Regions from separate parts of the Homo sapiens genome. Here region 2 is linked to region 1. Evidence: read pairs that join two places in POLR2A ChIA-PET (ENCODE). Cell type or tissue: K562. All regions are shown on one strand. Links, peaks and the distances in the headings refer to the core of each region. The heading gives the core; the rest is flanking DNA.

The links. ChIA-PET counts read pairs that join two places held together with the same protein. Peaks named below come from ENCODE experiments on the same cell type or tissue, not always from the same donor. Only the 100,000 strongest peaks of a DNase experiment are listed, where the experiment ranks them.
Region 2: POLR2A ChIA-PET joins it to region 1 with 6 read pairs; 2 of 35 experiments call an interaction of 5 or more read pairs at or near these places.

The regions. Positions count from the first base shown.
Region 1 is chr1:25,587,598-25,603,113 of GRCh38, reverse strand. It overlaps a transcript of LDLRAP1 not described here. Among named protein-coding and RNA genes, the nearest start is that of MAN1C1, 21 kb to the left of the region's middle. RefSeq lists a silencer at 1,702-1,996. In K562, for the core only: no CTCF peak of the experiment used is centred there; no DNase peak of the experiment used is centred there; H3K27me3 peaks cover 1,438 bases.
Region 2 is chr1:25,258,331-25,271,032 of GRCh38, reverse strand. LOC105376882 (a long non-coding RNA gene) reads left to right here. Exons shown (of 2, transcript XR_947099.3): 2 at 901-1,574. It also overlaps a transcript of RSRP1 not described here. Among named protein-coding and RNA genes, the nearest start is that of RHD, 7.8 kb to the left of the region's middle. RefSeq lists an enhancer at 3,782-4,299. In K562, for the core only: no CTCF peak of the experiment used is centred there; a DNase peak (open chromatin) is centred at 2,985; H3K4me3 peaks cover 1,869 bases.

The DNA.
Region 1 (15,516 bases), core at 6,147-10,146:
GAACCCTGAACCCACCGGGTGCAGTGGCTCACACCTGTAATCCCAACGCTTTGGGAGGCCGAGGCAGGTGGATCACTCGAGGCCAGGAGTTTGAGACCAGCCTGGCCAACATAGTGAAACCCTGCCTCTACTAAAAATATAAAAATTAGCTGGGCGTGGTGGCATGTGCCTATAATCCCAGCTACTCAGGAGGCTGAGGCAAGAGAATCGCTTGAACCCGAGAGGCGGAGGTTGCAGTGAGCCAAAATCATGCCACTGCACTCCAGCCTGGACCACAGGGTGAGACTCTGTCTCAAAAAAATAAATAAATAAAAATAAAGAACGCTGAACCCTAAATTACCAATGGGGAAAGATGAAAGTAACCCAGTTTATGCTGCAGAACCCCCAATGGCTCAGTGATTATCTGCAGATACCGAGGTGAGGCGGAGCTGATGACAGCAGAGTGCTTCCCTTCCCTTCTTTGCCTTCCCTGCGCCCAGTTACTGTGTCTGATGGAAACACTGGTGAGGTCTGAGGCGCAGGGGTGAGAGAGGCTGTCCCCTCTATGGGCACATGCAGCTGCTGTGGTGCCAGGCACTCTGATGGGCTCCAGGTGTCTGGGGTGGGGGAGGGTGGCAGACACAGAAGGACAGCCGAAGTGGGTCTGGCCCAGGAGATGGACTCTGCCGGGCCTAGAAGAAAGCCTGCAGAGGCAAGTTAGAGACCAAGACAAAGGGGATGCAGGCAGGGAGGTCTGGCGGGCTGCCTCACCCCAGAGCATTTGCTCCAACCACCCACATTAAGACAGGGACTTGGAGGCCTGAGGGGACAAAGGCCTTGCCCCAAACTCATACTTAGCCTGGCCCTGCCCATCACTCCAGCCCTGGCTCTCTCCCTGCCTCCTTTTCCTCCGCCCAGGCAGACAATGGCTTCCTCCAGACCTCTGCTCCAGGTTCTTTCTCTTCAGCCCTCGCTTGGAGAGGTGCAGGGGACGTCCTGCCAGTAGCTAGGCACAGAGTCCCCCGTGTGGGGCCTTCCCACTCCCGCACGAGACCATTCCTGCCCTCTGTTAGCACCATAACCCCTTCTAGGAAATCAACCCTGAATCCTGCTCTCAGAAACTCCTGCTCCCCATTGGTTGTCACATCAAGTGCTCGCTAACTTGCCTTTAACCCTCCCGAGGCACATGTGCTCTCCTAACCATCTGAAAAGAAACAAGCCTCCAGCAGGACACAGTGGGTCACGCCTGTAATCCCAAAACTTCGGGAGGCTGAGGCAGGCAAATCACTTGAGTTCAGGACTTTGAGACCAGCCTGGCCAATATCATGAAACCCCATCTCTACTAATAATACAAAAATTAGCCGGGCATAGTGGCAGGTGCCTGTAATCCCAGCTACTCAGGAGGCTGAGGCGGGAGAATTGCTTGAACCCGGGAGGTGGAGGTTGCAGTGAGCCAAAATTGTGCCACTGCACTCCAGCCTGGGTGACAGAGCAAGACTCTGAGAAAGAAAACGAAAGAAAGAAAGAAAGAAGGAAGGAAGGAAAGAAAGAGAGAGAGAAAGAAAGAAAGAAAAGAAAAGAAAGAAAAAGAAAGAAAGAAGGAAGGAAGGGAGGGAAAGAGAGAGAGAAAGAGAAAGAGAGAAAGAGAGAGAGAGAAAGAGAGAGAAAAAGAAAGAAAGAGAGAGGGAGGGAGGGAGGGAAGGACGGAAGGAAGGAAGGAAGGAAGGAAGGAAGGAAGGAAGCCTCCAAAGGTCAAAGGGTTGTAGTTATAATGGTGGATACCTAGGCAATGGGACCAGTCATTTAGACAAAGGAGTGCTGCTCCAATCTCACTGGCAGGCAGCCAGCCTTCTCCCATGGAGGTAATGCCCACTATACTAAGGGAAAGTAGGGGGAAGGTATTCCAGCTCCTGTTTACCCACATGGAGTCAAGCGCCTTTAGCCAAGGCAAACACTCCCACAGGACAAGGGCCAAGTCATTTCAGGGCCATGTCCTCTGCCCCTGGGGTTGCTAGATTTAGCAAATAAAAATACTGGGCAGGGCTGGGGTGGTGGTTCACGCCTGTAATCCCAGCACTTTGGGAGGCCAAGGCAGGTGGATCACTTGAGGTCAGAAGTCCAAGACCAGCCTTGCCAACATGCGGAAACCCTGTCTCTACTTAAAACAAACAAACGAATGAACAAAAAAATGAAAATTAGCCGAGCGTGGTGGTATACGCCTGTAATCCCAACTACTTGGGAGGCTGAGTCAGGAGAAGTGCTTGAACCTGGGAGGCAGAGGTTGTAGTGAGCCGAGATTGTGCCACTGTACTCCAGCCTGGGTGACAGAGTGAGACTCTGTCTCACAAAAAAAAAAAAAAAAAAATACTGGCCAGGAAATCCAGTTAAATTTGAATTTCAGATAAGCTACAAATAATTTTTACTAAGTACGCTCCATGCATTATTTGGGGACATACATATACCAAAAGGACACTGATTATTTATCTGAAATTCAAATTTAACAGGCTTTCCTGTATTTTTCCTGATGATTCAAGCCCTTAGCTGACTATACCACACACAGGGGCTGGCACACAGTAGGTACTGATTGAAGGAGGGATTTGTTTCACCTTCTAACTGGAGGCGAAATCAAAATTTTACATTTCACTGGGTCAGAGTGGACTTTCTAGTTACTGCCGTGAGTTTTAATTATCAAAATGAAACTGTTTACTTTGACCAAAAGGGAACAGAAAGCCATAGAACTGCCTGAATTATCAGCAGGAGTCAAGAAGGGAAATCGGTTCTTTATAGAGCAAGTTTGCAGGTAAAGGAGACCATTTCCTCCTTGTCCCCCCTCAATTCCAGCCTATTCAATTCATTTATTCAACAAATATTTATTGAGTGCCTACCGTGTGCCAGGCACTGCTCAACAAATCAATGAAATTATTATTATCATCCTTCTTATGGTCCCATTTGATTGAAGAGGAAAACTGAAGTCCAGAGAAGTTAGGTGACTTGCCCGAGGTAACACAGCAGGTGGGTGTTGGATATAAGATTAACACCCAATATATCCGATACCTGAGCCCTTGCTCTTTCCATTGTGTGACTCTGTAGAGGTACGAGGCCCTTAGAAGGAACTAGGCAGGTAGAACTCACACAGAGAGCCTGCAGCCCCTCAGCCAACACCCAGTATTATCCTTTTATCTCTGATGCATCTACCTGGCTCCCCTTCAACCACTACCCCCTGTCCCAAGCCACACTCAGCTCTTGCCTCAACAACAGCAATAATTTCCAGGCTGGTCCACCTCTCTGGCTCCCTGCAATCTGTTCTCCATACAGCAGGCAGAATGGCCCATATGAAAGGTAGATGCAACCATGTCACCTTTCCACTATGTCATTTTCCCACCTTTCTTTCTTTTCCTTTCTTTCTTTCTTTCTTTCCCCTTCCTTCCTTCCTTTTTCTATCTTTCTTTTTTTCTATCTTTCTTTTTCTTCTTCTTTTCTTTCTTTCTTATTTCTTCCTTTCTTTTCAGAGTTTTGCTCCTGTTGACCAGGCTGGAGTGCAGTGGCACAATCTCGGCTCACTGCAACCTCCAACTTCTGAGTTCAAGCAATTCTCCTGCCTCAGCCTCCCGAGTAGCTGGGATTCCAGGTGCTCACCACCACATCCAGCTAATTTTATATTTTTAGTAGAGACAGGTTTTTGCCATGTTGGTCAGGCTGGTCTCGAACTCCTGACCTCAGGTAATCTGCCCACCTCAGCCTCCCAAAGCCCTGGGATTACAGACATGAGCCACCATGCCTGGCCACCTTTCCACCTTTCTACCTTTCTATCTCCTCGGATATCCATAAAGCTGCTAACCATGGCCCGGCTAATAATCCACCTTTGCTGACTCCTCCAGCTGCCTCTTGCTTCCCTGGCCTGTAGCAGTCAGTGTTTTGTTATCTTTTACTGCATATCATCCCAACATTTAGTGCCCTAAAACAACTGTTTATATCTCTTGTGATTCTCTGGGTTGACTGGGCTCAGCTGTATGGTTCTTCTGGGGCTGTAGTCATCTGGAGGCTTGACTCGGCTGGCTTTCCAAAGTGGCTTACTCACATGTCTGATGGTTGATGATGGCTGTTGCCTGGGAGTTCAACTGGGGCTGTTGCCTGGAGTGCCAACATGCAGCCCTCCATGTGGCTGGGGCTTCTCACAGCATGCCAGCTGGGTTCTGAGACAGAGTGTCTCAAGAGTGAGCATTCCAGTAGCTCTTAATTTCCAGGCTAGGCCTAGAATTGACGAGCATCAGTTCCACCACTTTCTTTTTGGTTAAGCAGTCACAGGGCTGGTGCCAATTGAAGGGAGGCAAAATAAGCTTCATTTCTCAATGGGAAAACTTTATGTTTCGCTTTAATACACCACAGTCAGTCTCCGTTTCAGATCACAGGAACTGCAGCAGCTTGTTTAGGAAGAAAGGAATTTAATACAAGGGAAAGGTACTTACACCAGTGTTGGGAGGGTTGGAGAGGCTGACTCTAGGCTGAGCTTCCAGAAATGATCCCCAGAAGAACACTGCAGAACTGGCCTGCCAGGGGAGCTGCAGCCACCACCATAATCAAGAAGCTGGGAAATCAGGTGGCCACCACCCCTGCCGGCTCCAGGAAGGACAGTACTCTACCCTGACCCATGCCGCAGAATGGGTGACCCAAGCTCTTCCCCTACAATCACAACACATGGATCTAGACGCTGAGCCCTCTGCAACAGCTGCTGTGGAAAAACAAATACCTCCTTGACTCTGCTTGTCCAAAGACCAGAGAAACATGGCCCCTGACTTAGAACATTAACATCCATGGTACATCTGATTGGTAGAGCCTAAGTCGCATCTGACCTGCACCCTTGGCTTCAGAGACATCTAGCTTCTGAGTCTCTCTAGTACAGGAAGACACACAACAAAAGAGGCTGAGCGAGCCAAGCTGTCGCCTCTTTGCAGTCCTGGGCCTTCTCTCAAGTCTCCCTGCCTCTTCTTGCTGCTACAGGGCTTTGCACACGCTATTTGCTTCTGTCTGTGATTCCCTTCCTTCTCTCTTCTTCCCCTCTTCCTTCGGATCCCAGCACAAGTATTTTCTCTGATCTTCCTATCATTTTATATATCCATTCTACAGACGAGGAAACAGGCCAAAACTGGTTAAGTAATTTGCCCAAGAGCACACCAGTAAACAGTGTAGCTGAGATTTGAACCCACACAGCCTGACTCCAGAGCCTGCTCTTAACCATCGCATGTTATACAAAGGTGAGTTCACCTGTGTTAAAAGGCCCAGGCAGGGCAGATAAACAAGGATGATGCTTCAGCAAATGCTGGTGAGAACAAAAAACTCAGAGTGACAGCAAGTGCAGGTGGAAGGTCGCAGGACAAGGTCAGATGCTAGAGAGCTTGGCCCTAGATCCCAGAGAACATCAACAGGCTGAGTTTCAAATGGAGCTGAGCTAGAGGAGTACAAAAATCCCCAAAACTGCTGCCCTCCACTCAGGGAGCAGAGAGCCATTTGCCCCATGTATCGGGGGAGGAAAGCATCCTGTGTCTCTCCTGCGTGGGACTGCCATTTTCAGTGGCAAAACCCACAATCACAGTGAGCAAAGTGTGCTCAGCTCTCACAACTTTAACAGAATTTGTAAGGCAAAGAGACAGCTATGAAGGGGAGGGCTGGGCACAGTGGTGCATGCCTGTAGTCCCAGCTACTCAGGAGACTGAGGCAAGAGTTTGGAGTTGTAGCATGCTATGATCATGCCTGTGAGTAGCTACTGTACTCCAGCCTGGGCAACATAGCAAGACCCTGGTTCTAAAATATGTGTGTGTGTGTACATATATATATATATATATATATATATATATATATATATATAATTTTTTTTTTTGAGACAGAATCTCGCTCTGTCTCGAGGCTGGAGTGCAATGGCACAGTCTCAGTTCAATGCAACCTCTGCCTCCTGGGTTCAAGCGATTCTCCTGCCTCAGCCTCCCAAGTAGCTGGGATTACAGGTGCCCATCACCATGCTCAGCTAATTTTTGTATTTTTAGTAGAGATGGGGTTTCACCATGTTGGCCAGGCTGATCTTTAACTCCTGACCTCAGGTGATCTGCCTGCCTCCCAAAGTGCTGGGATTATAGGCATGAGCCACTGGGCCCAGCCTTAAAATATATATTTTTAAAAAGAGGAAAAAAGGAGAAGGGAAGAAGCCATCATACAGGAGGGACTTAGGGTACAATTTTCACCCTGCCTGCCTTCCCTCAGCAGCCAGAGTCTCCCTCTGTCACCCAGGCTGGAGTGCAGTTGCGCAATCTTGGCTCACTGCAACCTCTGCCTCCCGGGTTCCAGCAATTCTCCTGCCTCAGCCTCCTGAGTAGCTGGGTTTACAGGTGTGTGCCACCACGCTCAGCTAATTTTTGTGTTTTTAGTAGAGATAGGGCTTCACCATGTTGGCCAGGATGGTCTTGAACCCCTGACCTCAGGTGATCCACCCGTCTCGGCCTCCCAAGATGCTAGGATTACAGGCATGAGCCACCATGACCGGCCCACATTTGATTTTTTCTTAAAGTGTAGTATCTCATCAGTTTATGAACAGCAAAATTGCAGCATTTGCCTTCCCTAAGCCAGATCTGGGAATTCCTGAAATAGAAGAGTAGCATTCCCTCTTCCCTGGCCACCACAATTCAGGTCCCTCTAAAGCCAGCAGATGCTTAGCAAATAAAAATGACAGGGCCAGGAGACCTGATTTAGTGACCCAGCTCTTCCACTTACCTACTATGAGATCTTAAGTAAGAACCTCTTCCTCCCTGAGCCTGCTGCCTTGTTCATAAAGTGAGGGCATTGGATAAGAACAAAGATTTTAAATCTTTTTCTTAGCAGCAAAATCTCTTGTTCAAAAAAATCTTACATACTCCTATCCTGTGGTTGAATAGGGATGTAGGAGCCAGGAGAGGTGGCTCACGCTTATAATCCTACCACTTTGGGAGGCTGAGGCCAATGGATCACTTGCGGTCAGAAGTTCGAGACCAGCCTGGCCAACATGGTGAAACCCCGTCTCTACTAAAAATACAAAAATTAGCCAGTAGTGGTGGTGCATGCCTGTAACCCCAGCTATTATGGAGGCTGAGGTAGAAGAATGACTTGAACCTGGGAAGCAGAGGCTGCAGTGAGCCAAGATTGCATCACTACGCTCTAGCCTGGGTGACACGGTGAGACTCTGTCTCAAAAGAGAGAGAGAAAAAGAAAAGAATAGGAATGTAGGACTCAGCAACTAGACCATTCCCAACCTCCTTCTCTGTGAGGCCCTTCTCCTTGAGTGAGAAAACACTGAATGAGCTGATGTCTAAGGATGCTTTGAGCCCTGTCATTTTAGAAATCAATACATACTTCCGGGAACTGGAGGATTTAGTTTGGGAAAGTAAAGGTTCCTTGCACTGTGACTAGCTCACCCTGTCACCTTGCTTAAGCACCTTGCCCACTCTAGACCTCAGTTTTCCCATCTAGAAACTGGAAGCACTGGACTTGGTTGTCCAAGTCCTTCTAGCTTTGAAACTCTAGGCCTCTGCCCTGGTAAGGTTGTGGGAAAAGAAGACCCAGGGAGGCGTATATGGGGGCAAGGGGTCAGGGACAGCAAGAATAAGGTGATTTTCAGAGATTCTATCCAGGAACAATCCAAGAAGCAACTCAGGTAGGACTGAGGGTTGTATGAAGCAATAAGACTCCACATTCAAATCAATTAAAGAGGTCATGGCCACAGTTTCTGTGTTAGAAAGAATAGGAGGAGAACTAGGGAATTGTATTATGTGGGACTGTATTTCGTGGGATAGATGGATAGATAGACAGACGGGTGGACAGATGGGTAGATGGATAGATGAATGGATTAACAGATGAACAGATGGATAGATGGATAAGTGGATAGAAGCTTGGGTGGACATATGGATGAATTGGATGGATGGATGGATGGATGGATGGATGGATGGACAGATGGATGAAAGCTTGGGTGGATGAATAGATGGATAGACAGCTGAATGAAAGTTTGGGTAGAAGAATGGATAGACAGATGAATGGAAGGTTGGGTGGATAAGTAGATGAATGGACAGGTGAATGGAAGGTTGGGTGGACAGATGGCTGAATGAATGGGTGGATGGATAGATAAATGGACAATGAATGGATGGACAGGCAGGTAGATGGAGGAAAGGATGGGGAATGTTTAGGAAAGTGGTTTGGTGGAGAGAGTGGGTACATATATTTGGCAGGTGGGAAGATGCTCAGATAGAGGGGCAGGCAGATACAAGTGGGTAAGTAGATGGGTTTGTGAATGGGCAGGCAGATAAACAGAAAGGTCAGTGGGTGTATGGGCAGGCAGGTGTATGCCCAGGTGATTGGATGGGTGGATGAGTGGATGAGTAGGTTTTACAATGTAAGGGAGTGAGAGGACAAAACTTGACTGATTGATTGATTGGCTTGTTCGTTTTCTTAGCTATTACCTCATTTCCTCTTCCATATCCTACTCCTATTCAGCCAGACACCTGAAAAGTTTACAGCAAGTTTCTCTATGTGTGGAAATTGTACCATTTATAAGATTATTTGGCCTGGTGCGGTGGCTTATGCCTGTAATCCCAGCACTTTGGGAGGCCGAGGAGGGCGGATCACTTGAGGTTAGGAGTTTGAGACCAGCCTGGCTCACGTGGCGAAATCCCATCTCTACTAAAAATACAAAAATTAGCTGGGTGTGGTGGCGCGTGCCTGTAATCCCAGCTACTCAGGAGGCTGAGACAGGAGAATTGCTTGAATGCAGGAGGCAGAGGTTACAGTGAGCTGAGATTGTGCCACTGCACTCTAGCCTGGGTGACAGAGCAAGACTCCCTCTCAAAAAAAAATTATTTTATGTAATTACTGAAATACAGTAATCTTAGAAAGAACCGAGACAGAAAGTTCCATCTGGTGCTACCATGTCTTTAACACTTTGTTGACACTTGTGATTCTCCCTTTTTAAAAAGAGAAAGTAGACTGTAAAATCAGAGTCTTAGGCAATGAAATATAACACTGCAAACAGTCCCTGACTTAAATGATGGTTCAACTTACAATTTTTTTGACTTTATGATGATGCAAAAGCAATGAGCATTGAGTAGAAACTGTACTTGGAATTTTGATTTTCGATCTTTTTCTGGGCTGGCAATATGTGCTTTGACTTGGAGCTGCAACTCACAGTCAGCCACAGGACTATGAGGGTAGACAGCAGATACTCCACCATGGACTGGGTTGCCAGATGACTTTGCCCAGCTGTAGACTATTTTAAGTGTTCTGAGCACATTTAAGGGAGGTGAAGCTAAGCTATGATGTTCAGTAGGTTAGGAATATTAAATGCATTTTTGACATAGGATATTTTCAATTTACGATGGGTTTATCAGAATGTAACCTCATGTTAAGTCAAGGAGCATCTGAATTTTGTTTTCATTTGGTTTAGTTTTACTGTTACTTTGTGTATATCATACAAATTAGGATAGTGTTACAGAGGGTTTCCTTTTTATATGAATGTATTTAAGTAAACTGATTCAGCTATAAGTAAAATATTAAGCAAATAGTATTTATTACCAGGACAAGAGATGCTGGATATGGCAAAGTTCCTGGAGCTATTTGCAGATATTTGTTCTGGGCATGTCATGTCCAGACTTAAGAGCCACTCCAGATCCTTCATGAGCCCACCCTGTTCTCCCCATTCTCATACACACCCATGAATCTCCTTTATTTTCTACCCACTTGCCAGACTCTCTCTTGCCTTCAGAACTTTGCACCTGTATGTCCCTCTATCCTGAACTCTCTACTTCTCTCTTTTTTTTTTCTTTGAGACAGAGTCTCGCTCTGTCACCCAGCCTGGCCTGCAATGGTGCGATCTCGGCTCACTGCAACCTCCACCCTGGGTTCAAGCAATTCTCCTGCCTCAGCCTCCCAAGTAGCATGACGGCACCCACCATCATGCCTGGCTAATTTTTGTATTTTTAGTAGAGACAGGATTTCGCCATGTTGGCCAGGCTGGTCTGGAACTCCTGACCTCAGGTGATCCACCCCCCTCGGCCTCCCAAAGTGCTGGGATTACAGGCGTGAGCCACCGCACCCGGCCCTCTCTCCTCCTCTTTAAGAGAATTCCTACTCAGCCCTCGGATCTCAGTTTAGATGTGGCGTCATCCAAGAAGCCTCGCCTCGTCCCCTCAGCAGGGCTGCAAGTCCTTCCTCGGGCTCACACGGCATCCTGCACTGCCTCCATCACAGCGCCCGCCGGCCCGTGCGGGAGACACAGCTGGGCCAGTTGCCTGCGCTGCTGAGAGGGGGCTGGTGAAGGACTAGGACGCTGTCCGCACTCACTCATTTGGCACAGTTTTACCAAATGCCTGCTTAGGTGCCAGGCGCTGTTCTAGGTGCTGGATATAGAGCGGTAAACAGGACAAACTTATTTATTTATTTTTAAAAAACGAAAAATGGGCCGGGCGCAGTGGCTCACGCCGGTAATCCCAGCACTTTGGGAGGCCAAGGCGGATGGATCACGAGGTCAGGAGATGGAGACCATCCTGGCTAACACGGTGAAACCCCGTCTCTACTAAAAATACAAAAAAAATTAGCTGGGCGTTGCGGCGGACGCCTGTAGTGCCAGTTACTTGAGAGGCTGAGGTAGGAGAATCGCTTGAACCCGGGAGGTGGAGGTTGCAGTGAGCCGAGATGGCGCCATTGCACTCCAGCCTGAGTGACAGAGCGAGACTCCATCTCAAGAAAAAAAAGAAAAATGGCCAGGCGCGGTGGTTCCCGCCTGTAATCCCAGCACTGAGGAGGCCGAGGTGGACAGATTACTTAAGTCCAGAAGTTCAAGACCAGCCTGGGCAACATGGCGAAACCCCCATCTCTACAAAAAATACAAAAATTAACCAGGCATGATGGCATGCGCCTGTAGTCCCAGCTATTTGGGAGGCTGAGCTCAGTAGGAGGACAGCTTGAGTCCCAGAGGTGGAGGTTACGGGAGCCAAGATCGTGCCACTGCACTCCAGCCTGGGCAACAGAGCAAGACTCTGCAAAAAGAAAAGAAAAAGAAAAAGAAAAGAAAAGGAGAAAAGGAAAGGCCAGGAGCAGTGGCTCATGCCTGTAATCCCAGCACTTTGGGAGGCCGAGGCTGGTGGATTGCCTCAGGTCAGGAGTTTGAGACCAGTCTGTCCAACATGGTGAAACTCCATCTGTACTAAAAATACAAAAAAAAAAAAATAGCCATGCGTGGTGGCGAGCTCCTGTAATCCCAGCTACTCAGGAGGCTGAGGCAGGGGAATTGGTTGAACCGGGGAGGTGGAGGTTGCAGTGAGCCAAGATCGCACCACTGCACTCCAGCCTGGGTGACAGAGTGAGACTCCGTCTCAAAAAAAAGAAATAAAAGAAAAAAAGAAAAAATAATGTATTTTGTCCAACTTCCCCTCTAGAATGAAGAGGGAATCAGATAAAATTAATAAAAACAAATGTATCTTATATACAATTTCAACTTGCAATAAGTCCTTTCAAGAAATTAAGGCAGGGTGCGGTGGCTCACGCCTGTAATCCCAGCATTTTGGGAGGCCAAGGTGGGCAGATCACCTGAGGTCAGGAGTTCGAGACCAGCCTGGCCAACATGGCGAAACTGTCTCTACTAAAAATTCAAAAATTAGCCGGGCATGGTGGTGCATGCCTGTAAATCCCAGCAACTCAGGAAGCTGAGGCAAGAGAATTGCTTGAGCCCAGAACCCGGGAAGCTGAGATTGCAGTGAGCTGAGACCGCATCACTGCACTCCAGCCTCGGAGATTCCATCTCAAAAATTAAAAAAAAAAAAAAAATTAAAACAGGGTTAGGGGATATTTTTAATGGATAATTATGGCAACAGCAGCTGCTGTTTTATTTTATTTTTATTTTTAAATTTTTCTCAGCATATTATACCTCTGTGTGGCTGCTAATTTTGAATGGGGTCAGATGAGGCCTCTCTGAGGAGGCGACATTTGTACAGAAACCTGAAGGAAGTGAGGAAAAGAGGAACAATGGAAGAACACAAGTGAAGCCCCCAGGGGCAAATCAGCATGGCATGTTTAAGGACCATCTAACTGGGTCTGACCGCACACCGCATCCCTGCATACCTGGGTCTGACCGCACACCGCATCCCTGCATAACTGGGTCTGACCGCACACCGCATCCCTGCATAACTGGGTCTGACCGCACACCGCATCCCTGCATAACTGGGTCTGACCGCACACTGCATCCCTGCATAACTGGGTCTGACCGCACACTGCGTCCCTGCGTACCTGGATCTGACTGCATACTGAAGTAGGGTGAACTTCCAGGATGCGGCAAGCCTGGGACTGTGGCACCCATTCTGGGGTTCAAGAAGGAGGCTCCCCTAGGCCTGAGAACATGTTCTGAGCAAACAGGAGGCAGGAAGTCTTCTTCACCAGCATGCCAGCCTACTCTGAGCCCAGCCTGAGAGACCGCCAACATTTGCAGAAATACTTCCTGTTAACATTTACCTTGGCTGATGTTTATTAATCGGGTCTATTAATAGACTTTTTGTTTGGCCTTTCCTAAGGAATAACTTCTAGAAGAAGCATTCCTACCCAATTATGCCCTGCCTTGCACAATGCTTTGGGTTTGTAAATTGCTCTTCCATCCTTATCTCTTGATCCATTCATTTACTTATCCATAGCACACAATTATTGAGCAGGGAACAAGACAGACTCAACCCCTGTCCTTGTGGAGCATATATCTTTTATGAGAGACAAGTGTGGAGGCCCCTGGTGGCTCATTTTCTTCCTGCCTGTGGTAGTTTAGCAGAGCTGGCTCTGCTGGACCAGGCCAGTCTGCAGGGAATAGCTGACATCAGCTTCGGCGGATAGCAGTGTTCTTGTGTGCAGAGGATTCTTCGAGACTCTTCCTGAGTCCTGGGCATGCAGCCCTGGGCCTTGGCGTATTAGTCAGGATCTCTGGAGAAACAGAACAAATAGGATACAGAGAGCTATACATATAAGAGGGTATTTATTTATTTATTTAGAGACGGAGTCTCCCTCTTTCACCAGGCTGGAGTGCAGTGGCACAATCTTGGCTCACTGCAACCTCCACCTCCTGGGTTCAAGTGATTCGCCTGCCTCAGCCTCCCAAGTAGCTGGGACTACAGGCGCGTGCCACCATGCCCAGCTAATTTTTTTGTATTTTTAGTAGAGACGGGGTTTCACCATGTTGGCCAGGATGGCCTCGATCTCTTGACCTCATGATCCGCTCGCCTCGGCCTCCCAAAGTGCCGGGATTACAGGCATGAGCCACCGCGCCCGGCCCGTAAGAGGGTATTTATTATGGGAGTTGGCCCACACAATTATGGAGGCCAAGAAGTTCCATGACCTGCCATTTGCAAACTGGACAGCCAGGAAAGCCTTGGTGTAATTCAGCCCAAATCTGAAGACCCAAAAAACCAAGAGCTTCAGTGCTGGAGGGCGGGAGAAGATGGAGGTCCCAGCTCAAGAAGAGAGAGAGGGAGAATTTACCCCTCCTCCAGCATTTTATTCTATATTCTATATTATTACTCCATTCTTTCATTCTGTGAGAGACTGGATGGTGCCTACCCACATTGGTGTGAGTGGATCTTCTTTACTTAGTCTATGGATTCAAATGTGAATCTCTTCTAGAAACGTCTCACACACCCATAATGATAATGGGTTTACCAGCTATCTGGGCATCCCTTACCCCAGTCAAGTTGATGCATAAAGTCAACCATCACACTCAACAAGCATACTCCTTAGTGTTGCTCACCCCCAGCCCTTGATATATTTCTTTCTTTCTTTCTTTCTTTCTTTTGAGATGGAGTGTTGCTGTGTTGCCTGGGCTGGAGTGCAGTGGTGTGATCTCGGCCCACTGCAACCTCCACCTCCCAGGTTCAAGCAATTCTCCTGCCTCAGCCTCCTGAGTAGCTGAAACTACAGATGTGCGCCACCACGCCTGGCTAATTTTGGTATTTTTAGTAGAGACGGGGTTTTGTCATGTTGGTCAGGCTGGTCTCGAACTCCCGACCTCAGGTGATCCCCCCGCCTCGGCCTCCCAAAGTGTTGTGATTACAGGCGTAAGCCACCATGCCCGGCCCAGGAAGACTTCTTAGAGGAAGGAACACTACATCTTGCAGATGCAGAAGTGGACATGGAAAGAGGAGTGGTCCAGGCAGCGGGGAGAGCACATAGGACCTAAAGACAAGATGGAAATGGCACTCTCAAGGCGCTCCATGACCCAAGAGAAAAGCAGGGCGGACCCACTTTAAGACGGAAAAACAGAACCTCTGTGAGGCCACTTTGAAGGGGTGGGTTGCCCCTCCACACCTGTGGGTGTTTCTTGTTAGGTGGAACGAGAGACTTGGAAAAGAAAGAGACACAGAGACAAAGTATAGAGAAAGAAAAAAGGGGGCCCAGGGGACCGGCGTTCAGCATATGGAGGATCCACGCCGGCCTCTGGGTTCCCTTAGTATTTACTGATCATTATTGGGTGTTTCTCAGAGAAGGGGATGTGGCAGGATCATAGGATAATAGTGGAGAGAGGGTCAGCAGGTAAACAGGTGAACAAAGGTCTCTGCATCATAAACAAGGTTAAGAATTAAGTGCTGTGCTTTAGATATGCATACACATAAACATCTCAATGCCTTCAAGAGCAGTATTGCCGCCCGCATGTCCCAACTCCAGCCCTAAGGCAGTTTTCCCTTATCTCAGGAGATGGAATATACAATCAGGTTTTACATGAGACATTCCATTGCCCAGGGACGAGCAGGAGACAGATGCCTTCCTCTTGTCTCAACTGCAAAGAGGCATTCCTTCCTCTTTTACTAATCCTCCTCAGCACAGACCCTTTACAGGTGTCGGGCCGGGGGACGGTCAGGTCTTTCCCTTCCCACGAGGCCATATTTCAGACTATCACATGGGGAGAAACCTTGGACAATACCTGGCTTTCCTAGGCAGAGGTCCCTGCGGCCTTCCGCAGTGTTTGTGTCCCTGGGTACTTGAGATTAGGGAGTGGTGATGACTCTTAAGGAGCATGCTGTCTTCAAGCATTTGTTTAACAAAGTACATCCTGCACAGCCCTTAATCCATTTAACCCTGAGTTGACACAGCACTTGTTTCAGGGAGCACAGGGTTGGGGGTAGGGTTACAGATTAACAGCATCTCAAGGCAGAAGAATTTTTCTTAGTACAGAACAAAATGGAGTCTCTTATGTCTACTTCTTTCTACATAGACACAGTAACAATCTGATCTCTCTTTCTTTTCCCCACACACACCTGACCCATCCAAAATAAGGTTACTGATATGCGGTGGACCCTAGATTTGAACCCCAGCTGTGACTGCACCCAGAGTCCTCCCGCCACGCCCACTCCCACCGTGGATAGCAGTTCTCAGTAACTCTTTCTCTTCTCGGGTTGGCCATTTCCATTCTCCACATTCCCACTCCACGCCTATGTGCACAGTTTCCACAGCTCCGCTCGGTGAAACACTAACTTTCCTTCTGGTTCCAGCACAAGTCCTGCC
Region 2 (12,702 bases), core at 1,334-5,333, 330 kb after region 1:
AAAACTGACACAGAGGATAGACTGTTTAGTGAAAAAGCAAGTTATATAACAGCATGTACAATATATTCCCACTCTTATAAAATAATATGTTAGCACACGCATAGAAAAAAGTTGGCTGCAAACCACTAAAACATTGGTTAATTTTGCTTTATACATTTTCAGAGCTAACTGTTATTAAGTACTTGCTAGGCACCATTCTAAGTACTTTACATATATGAACTTAGTTCATGACACTGGGATGGGTACTATTAGGATTTATTACAAATGAGTGAACTGAGGCACAGAAAAACTAAGTGACTTGCTCAAGGTCACAGGGCTAGTAAGCAGTAGAGCTGGGATTTAAACCCAGGCAGCCTAACTTCAGGACCTGGGTGTTTGACCACTTAACTGTAGCCTAGATCAGGGGTCCCCAAGCTTTTTGGCACCAGGGACGGGTTTTGTAAAAGACAATTTTTCCATGGACCGGGGTGAGGTTGGAGGGATGGTTTGGGGATGAAACTGTTCCACCTCAGATCATCAGGCATTAGTTAGATTCTCCTAAGGAGCACGCAACCTAGATCCCTCTCATGCGCGGTTCCCAATAGGGTTTGTGCCCCTATGAGAATCTAATGCCGCTGCTGATCTGACAGGAGGCGGAGCTCAGGCGGTAGTGCTCGCTGGCCTATCCCTCATGCTGTGCGGTCAGGTTCCTAACGGGCCACAGCCTGGGGGTTGGGGACCCCCAGCCTAGATTACTTCTAAGTCTTCTTCCAATTCTAAAAGTCTAGGAACATGGGCTTCTAAGCCCTCTGCTACCCCAACAGCAATTAAGGGGGAGGGTACCCCAATCCCCAGAGGTCAGAAGTCTCCATTCCTCTCACAATTGCCTCCTGGTTCTCATTTCTGCTCTATTTCTGGCAGTCAGTACTTCTTATAAACTGGGTTTCCTGAGAAGGAACTCCTCTGCGCAGTGGGATAAATGGATGTGACCTCTGCTAACCTGGGCCCAGTACAAGCTCTGTAAACCAGGCAGCCAACTGCACCTACCTGCCCGAGGGCACCAGATGTCAGCAAGATGAACACTAAAGATGTCCAGGCAATGCCAACCCCCGGACCTGATGGGCATGTTTACCAGCTGGCAAACGGCGTGGGTGGTGGTTGGTTCCAAGGCACTCCAAATCCCTGTGCGTCCTGATCCTGCCCCAGTAAGGAAGCAGCAGGGACTGACTGCTTGACAAGAGGATCCCGCTCCTCGCAGAACAGAAATGCTTTCATTAAAAAAGGGAGGTATCCCTGCAGTTGGCCTCTCCCAACAGATTTGTCAAAAGCAGAGGTTTTGCTCTTCCCCTCTGACTCTTATAAAAGGCCCCATTTTCTGACTACATTTCCTGATATTCTGTCTTTAAATCTTCAAGGCAGGTCACCTGCTACAGAAAGCACAAGGGATCTAGGATAGATAAGTCAAAAACCAAATACAGTAAAATGTTAATTGTTGATTCTAGCTGTGAGATGTATGGCTTTTCACTGTACAAGTCTTTCAACTTTTTTTGGTAGATGTTTGAAATTTTTCATAATAAAATGCTGGGAAAAAAGCACTCTGTGCACCTGCTGTTCTCTCTGTCTGAAACACTCCTCCTACCAGATACAGATGGCCTCCGACGTACGATGGTTTGACTTAACGCTTTTCAACTTTATGATGGCGCGAAAGCAACACACATGCAGTGGAAGCCGCGCTTAGAGTTCCCATCCCACCACTCCGTCTTTCACTTTCCGTACAGTACTCAGTACATTACATGAGATATTCAATACTTTATCATAAAATAGGCTTTGTGTTAGAGGATTTTGCCCAACTGTAGGCTAATGTAAGTGTTCTAAGCATGTTTAAGGTAGGTGAGACTAAGCTATGATGTTCCGTAGGTTAGATGTATTAAATGCATTTTTGACTTACAATATTTCCTACTTACCATGGCTTTATCAGGACATAACCCCATCGAAAGTCAAGGAACAACTGTACTGGCTTGCTCCCCACCTCACCTCCCTGGATCCTCCACCATCCCCTTCTCAGGAAAGTTTTCCCTGACTGCCCTATTTTTTTTTTTTTTTTTGAGATGAAGTTTTGCTCTTGTTGCCTAGGCTGGACTGCAATGGCACAATCTCGGCTCACTGCAACCTCCACCTCCCAGGTTCAAGTGATTCTCCCGCCTCAGCCTCCCGAGTAGCTGGGATTATAGGCGCGTGATACCACACCCGGCTAGTTTTTGTTTTTTTAGTAGAGACAGGATTTCACCAGGTTGGCCAGGCTGGTCTTGAACTCCTGACCTCAAGTGATCCACCCACCTCAACCTCCCAAAGTGCTGGGATTATAGGTGTGAACCACTGTGCCCGGCCTCTGACTGCCCTATTTAAAAGGACAGCATCAACTCCCCTTTCTTCTCCCCTTGACAAGGGTTCCTTGTGTTCCCCTTTTAGTTTCCTTCACAGCACTTACTAGCATCTGACGAGGTCTATATTTTTACTTGTGTATTTAGGTTTTTTTTTTAGACGGAGTACTCTGTCACCCAGGCTGGAATGCAGTGGCACGATCTTGGCTCATTGCAACTTCTGCCTTTTAGGTTCAAGCGATTCTCCTTCCTCAGCCTCCCAAGTAGCTGGGACTACAGGCATGAGCCACCACACCGCGCTAATTTTTGTATTTTTAGTAGTGACAGGGTTTCACCACGTTGGCTAGTCTGGTCTCGAACTCCTGACCTCAGGTGACTTGCCCACCTTGGCCTCGCAAAGTACTGGGATTACAGGCGTGAGCCACTGCGCCCGGCCGTGTATTTGTTCATTATTTGCTTTCCCCTATGAGAATCTGAGCAACATGAAGACAGGGACTTTTGACTGCTGTGGTTGCTGTTGTATCCTCAGCACCAGGGAAGTCCATAGTAGGTGCTCAATAAATATTTGTTGGCTGAATAACAGCTACCATTTCTGGAATGCCAATCACGGACCCAATCATTTTGCATATGTTATTTCATCGGATCTTCAGACACCCGGATGCAGCAGTACCACCCCCGCGGCTCAGTCGCGCATGCGGACACGGGGCGGAGGGCGGGGCGCCGGGTCCGGAGGGAGCCACGCCCACCACAACAACGCGTCTGCGCATGCCCGGGCGCTGGGTTCAGGGGCTTTCCGCCGCTCTGGGTTCACAGCTGGACGTCGGGAGTGCTAGTTTGGAGTACGCCATTTGAGAGTAGGCGTGAGAAGTTGCTCTGTGTGCTGAGCGTTCTAAAGGAAGGCGTCCGTTGGCCTTCGTACCCGTCTTGATTGAGGTGACGAGTGTTTTCTAGTACTGGGGTCGGCCGCGCAGCCCTCTCAGGGGTGGGTGGCAGGAAGCGTGCCGGGTCCCGCGTGGTGCAAAAGGTGGGTTCAGGTTTGCGGCCACACAGCGCTACTCAGGACTTTTTAGTCTTGTTTATTTTCTCCGTGCCTGTTCCCGCCCCCCGCAGCTCCACCTCTGGGAGAGGGGCGGGTTCAGCTCCAGGAGGCGGGGACTTCCCGGCTTGGCGTGGCTGGGGTGTCCCGTGGACCCCAGTCTCGGCGCGGTGACCCACTTATGGGACTTGGCTTTTCTTTGTTGTTTGTTTAAGGCAGGGTTTCTCAGCCTGGGCACTACTGAGGTTTTGGGCCGGCTAATTCTGTCTGGGTTGGGGAGGGTGCTGTCCCGTGCTTCGCAGGTTGTGTAGCTGCATCCCCCGCCTCTACCCAGTGGATGCAAGTAGCAGCCCCAGTGAACCAAAAATGCCCCCAGACTTTGCCAAATATCCCCTCCCGGGGAAGATCGCCTCGCTTGAGAACCACTGTTGGAGGAGAGCCTGGGTTTTCGGGAGGTAACCGTTTACAAAGGGGAGAACGGTAAGAAGCCGGAAGCAACGATGACTTAGCTACGTGAAAGACTTGCGGCCGGGCTCGCCCCTCTTCTAGAAGCCGTCAGTTTGGGTCTCGCGTCTGGAATCACCGTCAAGGAGTCAGATCCAGCCCCGGAGAGGGAGCAGGGTCGAGGTCTCCTTGCAGAAGGCGCCACCGCAGGAAGCACAGGCGCAACGTGCAGTCTCCCTAGCGGAGGCGCTCGCGATCCTGCAGCCGCCGGTCCGGGAGGTGCTCGGTAGCCCTCCTTGGTGCCTGTCCGGTAGCTGGTCACTCTCGGGGGAAGGTCGTGTGCAGAAGGGCACATGCGATCACACAGAGACGGCGTTGCTGCGGCTTTGACCCGATGGTGCACCCGAAAGAACACAGAGGGTGGAGGGGGAGATCCAGGAAGTGGTCGCGGAGCAGAACCCCCTTTCACTTCAGTCAAAAATGTGGGTCAATTGTCATTAAGAGATACGCACAGGTTCATCTGATTGACATGTACGGCGGCAGTATATGAGTGAGATGGGAACCAAGGTGACTGTTGTTTCCTTTGATGGATGAAACTTTCATCCCTTTGGGGTTTTTTGTTTTTGGCGGGATATTAGCCGATTAGTAGATAAAACTGCATGATACAATCTATAGCCTGTTTTTAAATGGACAAGTTCTTACCACTCAGGAGGTTTATCGTGATTGTTTAATGTCTCAGGGTGGAGGAATCTAGTGCAGGCAGTTCTTAATGAAACCTTTTAAATTCCCGTTAGTGACTTAACATTAGTTTACCAGCTCTGAGCAGCTTTAAACAAACATCCTCTTTTAATAGCTAATGAGTGCGGGAGAAAAGATACTAACTCCTTTCTCTTTGCGTTTTTTGCCCCTACCCTTTTTTCTCTTTTGTGGCCTTAACATGATTGTCAAATATTTATAAATAGGAGTGAGCATCTTTATATTACTCTTACTAATAAGATACATGCTTAATTTGTCATTCTTTACCTTTTTGGGACTTAATGAATGTTTGTCTTTTGCAGATAAAATGGAGCTGCTAGAAATAGCAAAAGCCAGCCACCCATATTAACCCCTCCATTTTCCCTATAATTAATGGCTTTCATTATTGTGGTATATTTGTTACAATTACTGGACTAATATGATACATTATTATTAACTGACATCCACATTTTATTCAGATTTCTTTAGTTTTTTGCCTAATGTCTTTTTCTGTTCCAGGATCCCCTCCAGAATACCACATTACAGTTAATTGTTATGTCTCCTTAGTCTCCCCTTGGCTGTGTCAGTTTCACATACTTTCTTTGTTTTTGATGATATAGATGTGAAGAGTACTAGCCAGGAATATTATAGGTATTGGGTTTTTTAAATGTATGTGTCATTTCATGATTAAAAATCAGTTGCGGCCAGGTGTGGTGGCTCAGCACTTTGGGAGGCTAAGGTGGGAGGATTGCTTGAGGCCAGGAGTTCAAGACCAGCCTGGCCAATGTGGCAAAATCCCATCTCTGCTAAAAATACAAAAAATATAGCTGGGCACGGTGGCACACACCTGTAATCCCAACTACTCGGGAGGCTGAAGCACAAGGATTGTTTGAACCTGGGAGGTGGAGGTTGTAGTGAGCCAAGATTGTGCCACTGCATTCTAGTCTAGGCAACAGGTGAGACTCTGTCTCAAAAAAAAAAAACAAGTGTGGATTACAGTATCTGTTGGGCCTACTATCGTAAAACACATACACATGCATGTGCACACACAAACCTCCAGGCTATCACTTCAGTGCCAGCCAGCAGCATTTCTTACTCTAACCACTGCAACTGTGTCCCTGCTTCATCTTGGGGCTTCATTCTCATATATTTTCTTCACACAGCAGCCACAGAGAAGCTTTTACAATGTAAACCAGAGTCTATTACTTCTGTTCTCCAACTACTTCAGTGGCTAAATTGGTACCAGTAGAGTGGGGTGCTGCCGTAGATACTCAAAAATGGGTATGTGACTTTGGAACTGGGTAACAGGCAGGGTTTGGAACAGTTTGGAGGGCTCAGAAGAAGACAGGCAAATGTGGGAAAGTTTGGAACTTCCTAGAGACTTGTTGAATGGCTTTGCCCAAAATGCTGATAGCACTGTGGACAATAAAGTCCATAGGCTGAGGTGGTCTCAGACGGAAATGAGGAACTTGTTGGGAACTGGAGCAAAGGGGACTCTTGTTATGTTTTAGCAAAGATACTGGCGGCATTTTGCCCCTGCACGAGATATTTGTAGAACTTTGAACTTCAGAGAGATGATTTAGAGTATCTGGCAGGAGAAATTTCTAAGCAGCAAAGCATTCAAGAGGTGACTTGGGTGCTGTTAAAGACATTCAGTTTTATAAGGGAAGCAGAGCATAAAAGTTCGGAAAATTTGCAGCCTGACAATGTGATAGAAAAGAAAAATTCCCATTTTCTGAGGAGAAATTCAAGCTGGCTGCAGAAATTTGCATGAGTAACAGGAGCCAAATGCTAATTCCCAAGACAATGGGGAAAATGTCTCCAGGGCATGTCAGAGGTCTTTATGGCAACCCCTCCCATCACAGGTCCAGAGGTATCAGGAAAAAATGGTTTTGTTGGCCAGGCCCGGGGTCCTCATGCTGTGTGCAGCCTAGGGACTTGGTGCCCTGCATCCCAGCCACTCCCAACCATGACTGACGGGAGGCAAGGTAGAGCTTGGGCTGTAGCTTCGGGGAGTGCAAGCCCCAAGCCTTGACAGCTTCCATGTGGTGTTGAGACTGCGAGTGCACAGAAGTCAAGAATTGGGGTTTGGAAACCTTCGCCTAGATTAAAGAGGATGTGCGGAAATGCCTGGATGCCCAGTCAGAAGTTTGCTGCAGGAGCAGGGCCCTCATGGAGATCCTCTGCCAGGGCAGTGCAGAAGGGAAATGTGGGGTCAGAGACCCCACACACAGTCCCTACTGGGGCACCACCTAGTGGAGCTGTGAGAAGAGGTCCTCCAGACCCCAGAATGGTAGATCCACCGACAGCTTGCACCGTGTACCTGGAAAAGCTGCAGACACTCAATGCCAGCCCATGAAAGCAGCTGAGAGGGAGGCTGTACCCTGCAAAGGTACAGGGGCAGAGCTGCCCAAGACCATGGGAACCCACCCCTTCCATCTGCGTGACCTGGATGTGAGATGTGGAGTCAAAGGAGATCATTTTGGAGCTTTAAGATTTGACTGCCCCACTGGATTTTGGACTCTCATGGGCCTGTAGCCTCTTTGTTTTGACCAATTTATCCCATTTGGAATGGCTGTATTTACCCAATGCCTGTACCCCCATTGTATCTAGGAAGTAACTAACTTGCTTTGGATTTTATAGGCTCATAAATGGAAAGGACTTGCCTTGTCTCAGATGAGACATTAGACTGTGGACTTTTGAGTTAATGCTGAAATCATTTAAGACTTTGAGGGACTGTTGGGATGGTGTGATTGGTTTTGAAATGTGAGGACATGAAATTTGGGAGGGGCCATGGGTGGAATGATAGGGTTTGGTTGTGTCCCCACCCAAATCTCATCCTGAATTCCCATGCGTTGTGGGAGGGACCCAGTGGGAGGTAACTGAATCATGGGGACAGGTCTTACCCGTGCTGTTCTTGTGATAGTGAATAAGTCTAACAGGATCTGATGGCTCTATAAGGGGGAGTTTCTCTGCACAAGCTGTCTTTGTCTTTGCCTGCCATCCACGTAAGACGTGACTTGCTCCTCATTGCCTTTCGCCATGATTGTGAGGCCTCCCCAGCCATGTGGAACTGTAAGTCCATTAAACCTCTCTTTCTTTTGTAAATTGCCTAGTCTCGGGTTTGTGAACAGACTAATACAATGGCTTTTCACCTTGCAGAATAAAGTCCTACGAGATCTTCATGCTCTAGCTCCTGGCCAGGCCACCTCCTCAGGAGTTAGATCACTTATCCGTCTCTCCCTGGCCCACCCTTCTCTGTCACATGGCTTCTTTGCTGACCCTGATACACACCACACTTGTCTTCTCTACCTGGAAGTTGTATTCCCCATACCCACATGGCTCACTTCTTCACTTCATTCAAGTCTCTGCTCAGATATTAACCTCTTCAGAGAGCCCTTCCTTCACACACTGTCTTGCATAGCAGCCTCCCCTACAAGTTGTCTTCTTTCTCCTTAACTTTTGTGATGGTTAATTTTAGGTGTCAGCTTGACTGGATTAAAGAATACCTAGAGAACTGGAAAGGCATTATTTGTTAGTGTGTCTGTGAGGGTATTTCCAGAAGAGATTGATATATGACTGAATGGACTAAGAGGGAACCATCCGCCCTCAATGTGCAGGTGGCTTGAAACAAAAACGGAAGAAAGGCAAATTGGTCTTACTCTCTTGGAGCTGGAATACACGCTTCCATTCCTGCCCTTGGATTTCAGGATCCCAGGCTGTTGGGTCTCAGGACTCCAGGACCTACATCAGCCTTTCCGTCACCGCTGGGGTTCTAAGGCCTTTGGGCTAAGAATTATATCATCAGCTTTCCTGATTCTGAGGCTTTGGGACTTGGACTGAGCCATGCTACCAGTATCCCTGGGTCTCCAGCTTGCAGACAATCTGCTGTGGGACTTCTCAGCCTCTGTAATCATGTGAGCCCTTTCTAACTCATAAACCCTCTTTTATATATCTATGTATCCGATTGGCTGTGTCTCTTTGGCGAACCCTGACTACGTATACTTTTGTTTGAATTCAAAGTATTTATCCCTACCTGATATTACATCCTATATCTGTTTGTTTTCTGTTTCTTCCATTAGAATACAAGTTTCATGAGGACAGGGACTTTATCCATTTGTTTACTGCTGTATCTTAGGCTCAAAGTTGGCACTCAATAAATATTGGTTAAATAAGTGAATTACAAGCAGGTTGGATTATTAGGTAATATGGTTCGCAGTGTGGGACTCCTGAACTCCAAGATGTCTTTGAAAGTAGCCATTTTTTAAATTTCTAATGGTTTAGTCAGACTACAGATTACTTAATAACAGGGACTATAGTTGATTCATGGATATATCCCCAGAATCAGGAACAGTTTCTAGAATACACTTGAGTGCTCAATAGACATAGCTATTATAGTTAATTGAAATGGAATTGGCAATGTGGGAAATAAGAAATCACATTTTTGGCCAGGCACAGTGGCTCACACCTGTAATCCCAGCACTTTGGGAGGCCGAGGCAGGAGGATCACTTGAGGTCAGGAGTTCGGGACCATCCTGGCCAACATGGTGAAACCCCATTTCTACTAAAAATACAAAAAGTAGCTAGGTGTGGTGGCGTGTGCCTGTGATCCCAGCTACACGGGAGGCAGAGGTGGGAGAATCGCTTGAACATGGTAGACAGAGGTTGCAGTGAGCCAAAATCATAACACTGCACTCCAGGCTGGGCAACACAGCAAGACTCCATCTCAAAAAAAAAAAAAAAAAAAAAAAATCTGCTGGGCGCGGTGGCTCATGCCTGTAATCCCAGCACTTTGGGAGGCTGAGGCAGGTGGATCACGAGGTCAGGAGATTGAGACCATCCTGGCTAACATGGTGAAACCCCGTCTCTACTAAAAATACAAAAAATTAGCTGGGCAGGGTGGCGGGCGCCTGTAGGCCCAGCTACTCGGGAGACTGAGGCAAGAGAATGGCGTGAACCTGGGAGGCGGAGATTGCAGTGAGCCGAGATTGCACCACTGCACTCCAGCCTGGGTGACAGAGTGAGACTCTGTCTCAAAAAAAAAAAAAAAAGAAAGAAATCACATTTTTCTCAGAGCAAAGTCTTTGTGATAGTAAATCTGGATAAAGGCAGTGGAACACTGAGGACATTTATGCATAAGGACAGTAATCACGAAATTATCTTTGTATATATTGTCCGTTAATGACTACTGCTATTTACTGAATTGATCTCCCTCAGATTCATATTTTGAAGCCCTAACCCCTAAAGTGACTATATTTGGAAATAGGTGCTTTAAAGAAATAATAGTTAAGGTCAAATGAGGTCATGAGGGTGGAGCCCTAATCTAATAGGACTGGTGTCCTTATAAGAAGAGAAAGAGGCCGGGTGCGGTGGCTCACGCCTGTAATCCTAGCACTTTGGGAGGCCGAGGCAGGCAGATGACAAGGTCAGGAGTTGGAGACCAGCCTGGCCAATATGGTGAAACCCTGTCTCTACTAAAAATACAAAAATTAGCCAGACATGATGGCGGGCACCTGTAGTCCCAGCTACTCGGGAGGCTGAGGCAGGAGAATTGCTTGAACCTGGGAGGCAGAGGTTGCAGTGAGCCGAGATCGATCGGGCCACTGCACTCCAGCCTGGGCGATAGAGCGAGACTCTGTCTCAAAAAAAAAAAAAAAAGGAAGATGACACCAGAAGTGTAAAAGCAGAGGACAGGCTCTATGAGGACACAGGGAGGAGGCAGCCATCTGCAAGACAGGGAGAGAGGTCTCACCAGAAACCAGCCTTGCCGGCACCTTGAACTTCCAGCCTCCAGAACTATAAGGAAATAAATTTCTGTTGTTTAAGTCTGAGTGGCTTAACAACAGTTTAAGCTGCTGTTATGGTAGCCCAAGCCGACTAATACAACACTTAAGGATTTCAGTCACTGAGTGGAACCACCTTAGAATGTGAAAGACAATGAGGATATACACACAGCCTCCTTCCCCTGTGTTTGGAGGGTGGCTTCAAATTCCTTCTGTTTTATGTGCTGTGTAGGGAAAAAAAAATCTGTAAAATTATGTGAGTTTGTAATTGATAGATTGGTTCTCTTTCGTGCAAATAGTGCTTATAGTTTAAAAGTCCTAGAAAAAATTCACAGTCACATTTTCTGTATGTAACTACATTTATGTAAGTGAAAACTTGGTAGTTTGTTGGCTTGTTCATTTTTATTTTTCAAGTATTGTGTAAACAAAAAGAACCTTGGTCTGCCAGAATTTTCAAAGAAAATTGGCAAAACAAGATTCCCCATAGTAGCAACCATACATATAGCTATATTCAGTGACTAAATGGTGTTTATGTGTTTCTTAAGCAATGGAGTTCATTTTGACCAATTGTCTGTTAAGAAGTGCCTAAGAAAACCGCTTATTCATTTTCCACATCCTGTTTGGCAAAGTGTGACACATAGCAATAGAAAACAATAATATAATCTTGGGATGCGTATACAATCAGTGCACAGAGAGCTGTCGTATCAGCCTTCAGAAGAGCATTTAAACACTGCCACACGCTGTCCGTCTGTTTGTCCTGCAACCAGGTTCTCCCCTTGGTCTCAGTGGAAGCCTGAATCACAAGCACTGCCACGTTCACAAAGCTGTTAATTCTTCAAAACGCCAAATGGTATTCAAAAAGGGAAGTATAGGCTGGGCACGGTGGCTCACACCTGTAATCCCAGCACTTTGGGAGGCCGAGGCAGGCTGATCATGAGGCCAAGAGATCCTGGTGAAACTATCCTAGCCAACATGGTGAAACCCTGTCTAGTAAAAATGCAAAAATTAGCTGGGCGTGGTAGTGTGCACTTGTAATCCCAGCTACTCGGGAGGCTGAGGCAGGAGAATCACTTGAACCTGGGAGGCGGAGGTTGCGGCGAGCTGAGATTGCGGCACTGCACTCCAGCCTGGTGACAGAGTGAGACTCCGTTTCAAAAAAAAAAGTATAAAAATCTGAAGACTCTAGTGGTATAATCTAATTAAGTTTCTATGAAGCACATGATTGCAGTCATGTCAAAGCAGTTTCTATGAGCACACTGTTAACTGTTAAAAAAGCAAACAAGGCCGGGCACAGTGGCTCAGGCCTATGGTCCCAGCACTTTGGGAGGCCGAGGCAGGCAGATCACTTGAGGTCAGGAGTTTGAGATCAGCCTGGCCAACATGGTGAAACCCCATCTTTACTAAAAATACAAAAAATTAGCCAGATGTGGTGGGTGCCTGTAATTCCCAGCTACTTCGGAGGCTGAGGCAGGAGATTCGCTTGAACCCAGGAGGCAGAGGTTGCAGTGAGCCAAGATGGTGCCATTGCACTCTAGCCTGGGTGACAGAGTAAGACTACATCTCAAAAAAAAGAAAAAAAAAAGGGAATAATAATAAATTAACCTTAGCTTACTGGATGACCACCATCATATATGCAGTCTGTTGTTTACCAAGATGTTGTTATGTGGTACATGGCTGTATTTTATTGTTGTATTCTACAGTGCATAATAAATGGTGAGATTCTCCTCAAAGAGTGGCAGAGAAAGGATTCAACTCCATTTTCTCTGACTCCAGTGCCTGCGCGAACATTGGATAACACCTCTAAAATGACAAAGTGTTTTCTAGGCCAAATCTCCTATGATGCCAAACTTCTTATAAGAGTACAAATGCAGTTTTTTTTTAAGAGATATTTATTTCATTGTTTGGTTCCAGAAAGAAAGATAATTCTTTATGCTTTAATACTCAAAGTATTTGGTATAATGACTGAATATTAAAAATTTAAATGAGTTTTTATTACATAAAGCAGTATTCTTGTTCATTCAGTAGATAAAAATTTTTGGTTTTGAACCTACTGAGAGAATAATTGGAACTAATTATTTATGTCATAGCAACAGAAACCTCAGATAGCTTTGAGAGGAGGACAGCAGGAGCCAGTCTCACAAACGCAATGACAGGGTCTTCCAAAAAGTCTTCTTCTCCCATGAGAACACCAGTTGCCGGCTGGGCACGGTAGCTCACACCTGTAATCCTAGCACTTTGGGAGACCCAGGCAGGTGGATCACAGCGTCAGGAGTTCAAGACCAGCCTGGCCAACATGATGAAACCCAATCTCTACAAAAAATACAAAAATTAGCCGGCATGGTGG